Linked DNA regions of Mus musculus: region 1 is linked to region 2. The links are chromatin contacts, found by Hi-C or POLR2A ChIA-PET in ENCODE. All regions are on one chromosome and are shown on one strand. The core of a region is the stretch at or near the end of the contact, and the rest is flanking DNA. Distances in the headings are between cores, read along the strand shown.

Region 1 (3,913 bases), core at 911-3,410, 41 kb after region 2:
TCTGTTAAGATAGAGGTCGAGTGTGTGTGTGTGTGTGTGTGTGTGTGTGTGTGTTCTACTTATTGCCTCCAAAAGATGCCTCTGCCCTACCCCTAGCACACAAGAGGACATGGCTTTCTGGAAAGCTAATTTTCCATGTCACCTTGGGCAGACCTTGGGAGCAGTATTTCCAGAACAAAGGAGAGGTGCTCCTATTGAAACTACCTCCTGCAATATTAGCTTTGGGAGAGTTAGCCAGATGCAGAAAAGACTGAAAGTACACCCAGAGTGGGAAGAGAATGAAACTGGAGAAATGCCCATTCCTGCAGGGTTGCCTTAGACGCAGACTGGAAATTAGAAGTATACTGACCAGAGTCAGAACAGGGCCCTGGGCTATGGCTGGTTCAAAGTGAGCCCGGTGGCTGGAGATGCAGCCAAGATGTTAAGCACTTACCTGGCAGGTCCTGGGTTCGAATACCAACACTGCAAGCAAACAAAACAGCTGAAGCTGGACTGGAGAGATGGTTCAGTGGTCAGGAGAACCTGTCTGTTGCTCTTGCAGAGGACCCAAGTTCGATTCCCAGATGATGGCTCACAACTCCCCACAAACCTAGTTCCAGAGGATCTGATATCCTCTTCTGACCAACTCGGGCACCAAGCACACATGTGGTGAACATACATACATGCAGGCAAAACTTTCACACCTAAAAGAAAATAAGTTCTTAATATCTTTTTATTTTAGTTGTTTTTGGTTTTGTTTTTCCAACACGGAGTTTCTCTTTGTGTAGCCCTGGCTGTCCTAGAACTCTCTGTAGATTAAGCTGGCCTCCAACTCAGAGATCTGCCTGTTTCTGCCTCCCAAGTGCTAGGACCAAAGTCATAAGTCACTGCATACCCAGCAGTATCTTAAAAAAAAAAATAAGGCTAAAGCTGTAACTCAGTGGTAGACTGCCTGTCATTTATGAAGTCCTGGGTTCTATCCCAGCACCAGAAAATCGGATTTTTAAAAATTTAAATTAATAGGCTCGATAGGCATGGTGGTGCATGCCTTTAATCCCAGCACTCAGGAGGGAGAGGTGGCAGATCTCTGAGTTGGAAGCCAGCCTGGTCCACAGAGAGAGTTGCAGGGCAGCCAGGGCTGCACAGAGAACCCCTGTCTTGATAAAAATAAAACAAAACAAACAAGCAATCAAAAAAAAAAAAGACAAAAACAAAAAAATCGTTTGTTGCTCATTTATTTATTGGGTTGTGTGTGCATGTGCCATAGTTCCAGTATGCAGAGGTCAGGGGACAATTTGCAAGAGTTGGTTCTCTACTTCTATCACACGTGTGTGTGTGTGTGTGTGTGTGTGTGTGTGTGTGTGTGGTGTGTGTGTGTGTGGTGTGTGTGTGTGGTATGTGTGGTGTGGTGTATGTGGTGTGTGTGTGTATGTGTGTATGGTATGTGTAGTGTGTGTGTGGTGTGTGGTGTGTGTGTGTGGTGTGGTGTGTTTGTGTGTGGGTGTTTGTGTTCTGAGCTTTGAACTCTAGCCAGGCTCGGTGGCAAATGCCTTTACAAAGCCTTTGGGCCATGTCACTAGCTTCATAGAAGATTTTCTCTTAGGCATTCGGGACTGGAGGGGCTGGAGCAGAGCGGGTAGAGTGCTTGCCTAGCATGCACAAAGCCTGGGGTTCCATCGCCAGTACTGCATAAACAGGGTCTGATGGTGCATGCTTGTAAGCTCCAACATTTAGGAGACTGAGGCAGGAGGATCAGAAGTTTAAGGTCACACTTGACTACGCAGTGAGTTGGAGGCCAGGCTGGGCTAGGAAACCTTGTCTAAGAGGGGAAAAAAAAAAGTGAAGGAAAAACAAAATACAAAGATCTGGCCTGCACCCACCCACTGTACAGATGGGGGAAGACTGGTGTGAATTACATTCACGTCCTTAAGTGATGGTACTCGCCCCTCCCTCTACAGCGTGAGAACAAGCGGATTAGAGCCGCGAGTGGGCCCTAAACCTTCAGGATTAAGTCACAGAGAAAGAGCTTAGCCAATGGCCGAGAGGTGAGTGACCACCCCACCTTGTGATTTATCTGTCCCGCAGGACCTGTGTCATGTCCTCCACCGTGAACAACGGGGCTACCGGCATGCCAGCTCCACCGGATGCTGCTAATGGCTTCCCGCAGCCCGGCGCCTCGTCCGGGTCTTGGCCGCGCGCGGAGGAGGAGCTGCGCGCCGCCGAGCCCGGCTTGGTGAAGCGCGCGCACCGGGAGATCCTGGACCACGAACGCAAGCGGCGCGTGGAGCTCAAGTGCATGGAGTTGCAGGAGATGATGGAGGAGCAGGGGTGAGTAGGGCGTGGCGGGAGGGGTGGGGCCAAAGGAGATGTGGGTGGGGCGAGATCAAACTGTTCAGCACTTGGCGCTGGAACTGTCAGAGGCGGGGCTAGGGCGTGGTGAGCATGGTGGGGCGTGGCTAAGGCAAGGAGTGGTAGGGCGGTGGTTACGCTTCGGGACTTGGTGCAGCGTGGCAGGGCAGAGACAGACCGGAGAGTGGTTGGATATAGTAGCGGGAATCAGAGCAGAATGGGGCGGGGCGAGACCAGAGAAGGAGTACTCGGTGAGGAGAAGTTAGAATAGGGGCGTGGTTGGGATGTGCTTTGTGCTTGGAGAAGTGGGCAAGGGCGGGGCCCGACAGGGGGTATGGTTGTTATGTGGTTGTAATGGGCACAGCCAGTCTAAGCAGCGGTCCAGCATGCACGGAGGCTGGGTGCAGAGGAAGGGGCGGGGCTAGGCATAGTGTCTGGCAGGAGTAAGGTAGGATAAAGCCAGAGCAAGAGTGTGGATGTAAGTATGGAGACATGGGGAGGAATGGCGGAGTAGGGGTGTAGCTAAACTCTCCAGAGGGGCGCCTAGACAGAGAATGGTCAAGCTTTACTTCCGGGAGGAGTGCGAGGCTATTTGTCTGAGAACTTGGCAGTGGTAGAGCTGTGCCCAGAGACTTTGTGTGGCAGAGCAACGTGGGGTGAGGACGGGGTGGGTGGAGCCAGGACTGCGATGGGCATGAGCTTGGGTTGCACTCTGGAGTTTGGTACACCAACGGGGGTTGGGGGAGCTGTTGGAGCGCGACTGTTCTGATTGAGAGAACCTGACCTGTACGTAATGGATATTGGTGCAACAGGGTGGGGGCGTGGTCGAGACCTGGACTGAGCAGGGAGATTGGCCTGGCATGGTGAGTGGATCTAGAAGAAAAATTGGAATGTGGCCAGGGCCTGATCCAGCCTGTGGCAGGTGCCGCTTCTGATGAGGCTGATTGAACGTTGAGCCTAGCCTGCAGTCCTGACCTTGGCTGAGTCAGAAAAAGGTTGGGCCGAGCGAGGGCAGGGTTGGAATAGGGTTGAAGTGTTCAGGGAGAGCTGGGTGCCTCGTTTGGAGCCTGGTGCTGAGTCTGAAGGGTCCTGGGAAGCAGCAGCCTAATCCAGCAAGGAAGCAGGGTCTGGACTCACAGAAGCCACAGGGATACATGCCCCATGCCCGGATGCACACACCCAGTGTTGAAAGCATAAAGATGAATAAACTTAAATGACAACTCAAGGCCTCAGTTTCCACAATCTATAAAATGGATAGAGATGCCGAGCTAGTCAGGGAAGAAAACGCAGGGGTTTTTCTAAGTAACCAGGCTTCCTGCAAAGTCTCCATGACCTTTAAACTGTGGTTTTCCCTTAATCTAGTCACTGAGATGGATGGTCCTGGGCTCAGAAGTCACTCATGTCCTCAGTCACACGTGTGCGTGCACGCACACACACACAGACACACACATGCACAAACACGCATGCATGCATGCATGCATGCATGCATACACATTAAATAAATAATAATTTACTAACCTGGAACTTTGCTATGTAGACCAGACTGGCCTCAAACTATGAGATTCCCCAGCTCTTCCTTTTGAGT
Region 2 (4,409 bases), core at 1,901-4,400:
TCCCTCTAAGTTACCCAGATTAAATGTGCCTGCAGGCAAGTCTATATGGCATTGCCTTAATTGTTAATTTTGTTGGGAGGCCCTGCCCACTGTGGGCAGCAGCATTCCCTGGACAGGTGGTCCTACAATGAAGGAAAGCTCACTGGGGCTAGAGGGAGCTGGTTAAAGGCCTATACTATTCTAGAACCTAGTTTAGTCACCAGCACTCATACCAGACAGTTGACAGCTGCCTGTAACTCCAACTCCAGGGGGACCTACAATGCCTCTGGCTTCTGTGAGCAAAGGTGCAGGTACAAATAGCCACACAAACACTGAAGATAGTAGTTGGGTATGGTGGCACACCTTTAGTCCCAGCACTCAGGAGGTGTGGCAGACAGATCTCTATGAGCTCCAGGCTAACGTGGTCTTCATAGTTCCACTACAGAGTGAGACCCTGTCTCAACAGAACAAAATAATCTTTTAGAAATTTGGCTGAGTGTAAGCTTTCTGCCCTTGTTTGGCAGTGAAGTGAGTTCCTTGGTCTGAGGTAATATGTGGAATGGCAAGCAGGCCTGCTATCAGGTTCCTGCCTTGAGCTCCCTCAAATGATAGCCTGAGACCTGGAAGTTTAAGCCACATAAGCCCTTCTTCCCTGAAGTGTTTTTGGCCATGGTGCTTGTCACAGCAGCAGAGAACAGACTGGATCAATTCCTAGTGCCACCAAAAATAAAAGGTCTGAGGAGCAAGTTCATGGTCAGCCTGGCTTACATAGTGCAGTCTGCTCCAGGAGGGGAGAAACAGAACCACCTCCTTTGTGCCTCAATTCTGCAACCTTCCTTTCACCTGACAGGCTGGAGCTAAGGTCTAGTGATCTCTTGGTTGTGGATGGTCACTGCTCATATTTCAGGGCTGCCCCATGGGTGCTGGCATAGGCTGGGATAGCTCCAGGCCCTATTTCTTTCTTTTTTTTAAGATTGGTACTGGAGGGCTGTTGGGCTGTTGAGATGACTCAGGGGTTAAGAGCACTGACTGCTCTTACGTAGGTCATGAGTTCAAATCCCAGCAACCACATGGTGGCTCACAACCATGTGTAATGAGAAAATTAAAGGCCTGGTGCGAGAGGGAAGTGGGGAGAGGGGGAACAACTGATGCTGGAGAGCAAACGCAGGTTCTCATTCTTGCATGACTAGTCAGCGCTCTACTTGACTGGACCATCTGCCCAATCCTGGTTAGTCCTTTTTTTTTTTTTTTTTGTATAGACTTTATTATTAAAAAATCCTTTAAGTAAATAAAAGTATCACACACCCAAAAATGTAGACCCAAAGTCCATATAACTTAGTGAACTTATGCACAGTTAGAATTGGTATTAGAGGGGGCTGGTAAGATGACTGCTCTTCCGAAGGTCCTGAGTTCAAATCCCAGCAACCACATGGTGGCTCACAACCACCCGTAATGAGATCTGACACACTCTTCTGGTGTGTCTGAAGACAGCTACAGTGTACTTATGTATAATAATAAATGAAGCTTGGGCTGGAGCAAGCAGGGACTGAACGAGCGGTATTGACCAGAGTGAGCTGAGGTCCTAAAAATTCAATCCCTAAAAACCACATGAAGGCTCACAAACATCTGTATAGCTAAGGTGTACTCACATACATAAAATAATCTTCCTTTAAAAAAATTGGTATTAGAAACAAATTGTAGCAAAGCGAGGTGTTTAATTCCAGCACCAGGAGTCAGAGGCAGGCAGATCTCTGAGCTGGAGGCCAGCCTGGTCTACATAGTTCCAGGACAACCAGGGCTACATATAGAAACATTGTCTCAACCTAAAGAGGAAGAGAAAAGAAACCAGCCACGAAGCATCACCACATAAACACATACCACCCAGCAAAAACTCCATGGCAAGAGTGAAAGTAGGAAAGCAATGACCTTTATGTCCTCTGGCTACATGCTTTTTTGACAGTCTCACTATGTTTAAGGTAATACAAAATCCCGCTTAAGGTGAAAAATCCTTCTGAGCGCTGGGATCTCAGGTCCCACTGCCACATTGGTGTTGGCTCCTGCCTGTCAGGTCTCGCCTGACAGCTCTGGTCTCAGAACTAGCAGGAGAAATGAAGGTGAAGGGCTGGGACCCCAAGGCTCCAGAAAAGACACCCCCAGATGTCTAGGCAGAGCAGGGATCTCCAGTCTTCCTTGGCAGCCTGCTCACACAGGAGAGTGCTGGGCTAGCATTTCAGGCAGCGAAGGAGCAAGTGTGTCCAAACTTCTGAGCCTGAGATTAAGGCCTTGCCAGCTACAAGGTTCCTCATCAAAAGTCCCACAATCTAGTAAGGAAAACATTGCATAAGGTCGACAGTTCCCTGGTAGAGGACATGTTCTTCATAAGCACAAGGCCGTGAGTTTGAACCCCCAGGACTCACTGGCCAGGCAACCTGGTCACATCACTGAGTGGCAGGCCCATGAGACAGACTGTCTCAAAACCAAGATGGACAGACTGGATGTTCTGAGGAACACCTGAAGTTGACCTCTGACCTCCACACACAAGTGCACACACAGACAAACACACCTGAACACACGTGCACACAAATATAAATCTAACAAAAGAGGGAGATGACTCGATGTTTTAAATAACTTCACAATTTGGTGTTAGGCCACAGACTGAAGCTGCTTCAGTCCAATGAGAAAGATCCTCTTTGCATGCGAAGTGGGCTCTAGACTACATTCCGGGAAAGTGCCAAGAGACTCCTAGCCAAAGGCCGGCACTCCACGATGCAAGAACACAACAGAGAGCCTGAGAGTCAACGGGGTGGCTGTAAGCAGCTTGGGAAGGGCCAACTCACTTCTCAGCCCCATTTCCACTCCCTCTCAGCGCCACTGGGGAGATGCTCAGTGGGGGAAATACCTAGTACTTAAACACAGACGAAGAGCACACAGAAAAAGCCAGGTGTGGCATTATGCACATGTAACCACAGCACTGAGGAAATTGGAGGTAGAACGGAGACAGGAGGATTCCTGGCACTTGCTGGCCAGCCAGGCTAGCCAATCAGGGAGCTCTGGGGTCAGTGGAAGACCAGGAAGAGCTGGAGGGATGACTTAGCAGCTAAAAGCTAGTACTGTTCTTGTAGAATGTCCATCCAGTTAACTCCCTCCCTGACCACCTCCTGTTTCCTGACTAGCAAAGCAAGGCGAGGGTGGTGATTGGAGTGTTAATGTGCTCATTATGCAAGCCATTATGAGAGGCAGTCCTTAGCAGCTTCGAGGCAGTGGGGGACCCGAATGAGAACAAATGGATTGTAGAAGATTGCTGGGGTCAGGGGAAGGAACCACGGTCGCATTGGAAAATGAAAAGGAGAGCAATTTAGTGAGTTTTCGTGAGTTCGCTGTGGTGTCCAGGCTTCCGGGCCCAGACTCTGCAGTTCCCTCTGTGGCCAGAAGAGGGGGCGAGAGGCCGATGCTGTGCATAGTTTCCAGGCAGACTAGGTCACTCGGGAGTGAGATTAGCATTCCAGAGCCAAATCAGGCTAGCCGTGCTGTCTGGTCTTGTCTCATCCAGGCAGAAGGGAGGGGACAGTCGCCAGCCGCCAGAGTAAGAGCAAACAATAAAGGGAGGGCCAAGGAAAGACGCCCCTAGGTCGGAAAGCAAAGCTCTGAGTCTCTGTAGGTTTGAGGGAGTGGCCAGACTGTCTATGGGCTTTTCCTGCCTCCAACGCTCTGGACACTGGACAAGGACAATGCTGATATCCAAGGAGAAAGGAGGCTGATATTCAAACCCAGTGTAGAAGAAAGCTACCTAGGGGACAGGAGTGGGGACAGGCCCAGGTCTGCCCTGCAGTTTCTGCAGACATCTGAGGCCAGAGACCTGGCCTGGGGCCTGTATTCTGGGCTCAGGATAGATCGCCTGAACCTACTTTAAAAGGCTATTGTTAGCTCCCAGTAAGAGGCTTATTGCTCTTCCGGAGGACCTGAGTCCAGTTTCTAGCACTCAGGTGTGGACTGTTCCAGAGGATCCAACGGCCTCTTCCAGGCTCTGGGGACTCCTGCACTCAGGTGCTGCACATAAATCTGCACAGGTAGGGGACTCAGAGATGGCTCAGTGGTTAAGATGACTGGTTGCTCTTCCAGAGGTCCTGAGTTCAAATCCCAGCAACCACACGGTGGCTCACAACCGTCTGTAATGGAATCCGATGCCCTCCTCTGGTGTGTCTGAAAGCTGAGAACTCGTACATAAAGCAAATAAATAAATATTTTAAAAACCAAAACAAAAGACTGTGCAGGTAGACATATACATAAAAATGACAAATCTGACCGAGAGAGAGAGAGAGAGAGAGAGAGAGAGAGAGAGAGAGAGAGAGAGAGAGAACTGTTGTCTCCTTTTCTCTAACACAAGGGGATCCTAGCCAGTTGACTAGATCACATTCTCTCTTGACCCTCTT

The links. Hi-C counts contacts between places; a loop is a spot of excess contacts on that map. ChIA-PET counts read pairs that join two places held with the same protein, here RNA polymerase II (POLR2A).
Region 1: a loop to region 2 is called in a map of T-helper 2 cell, with 1.9 times the contacts of the local background. The contact joins two enhancer-like sites. A Hi-C loop is called at or near these places in 13 of 37 maps with a recorded cell type or tissue (CH12.LX, T-helper 17 cell, T-helper 2 cell and 7 more). POLR2A ChIA-PET finds 5 or more read pairs at or near these places in 2 of 5 experiments (both embryonic stem cell).

What each region holds. Positions count from the first base shown.
Region 1 is chr5:135,832,976-135,836,888 of GRCm38, forward strand. Srrm3 (serine/arginine repetitive matrix 3) reads left to right here. Exons shown (of 15, transcript NM_021403.3): 2 at 2,065-2,307. The coding sequence starts at 2,075. Among named protein-coding and RNA genes, the nearest start is that of Srrm3, 17 kb to the left of the region's middle. Within about 2 kb of position 2,161, at least 1 of the 3 ENCODE cell types and tissues checked has a DNase peak (open chromatin) inside an H3K27ac peak, as active enhancers do; it is heart, where a contact is called at or near this core.
Region 2 is chr5:135,791,306-135,795,714 of GRCm38, forward strand. No RefSeq gene overlaps it. Among named protein-coding and RNA genes, the nearest start is that of Mdh2, 15 kb to the left of the region's middle. Within about 2 kb of position 3,151, at least 1 of the 3 ENCODE cell types and tissues checked has a DNase peak (open chromatin) inside an H3K27ac peak, as active enhancers do; it is heart, where a contact is called at or near this core.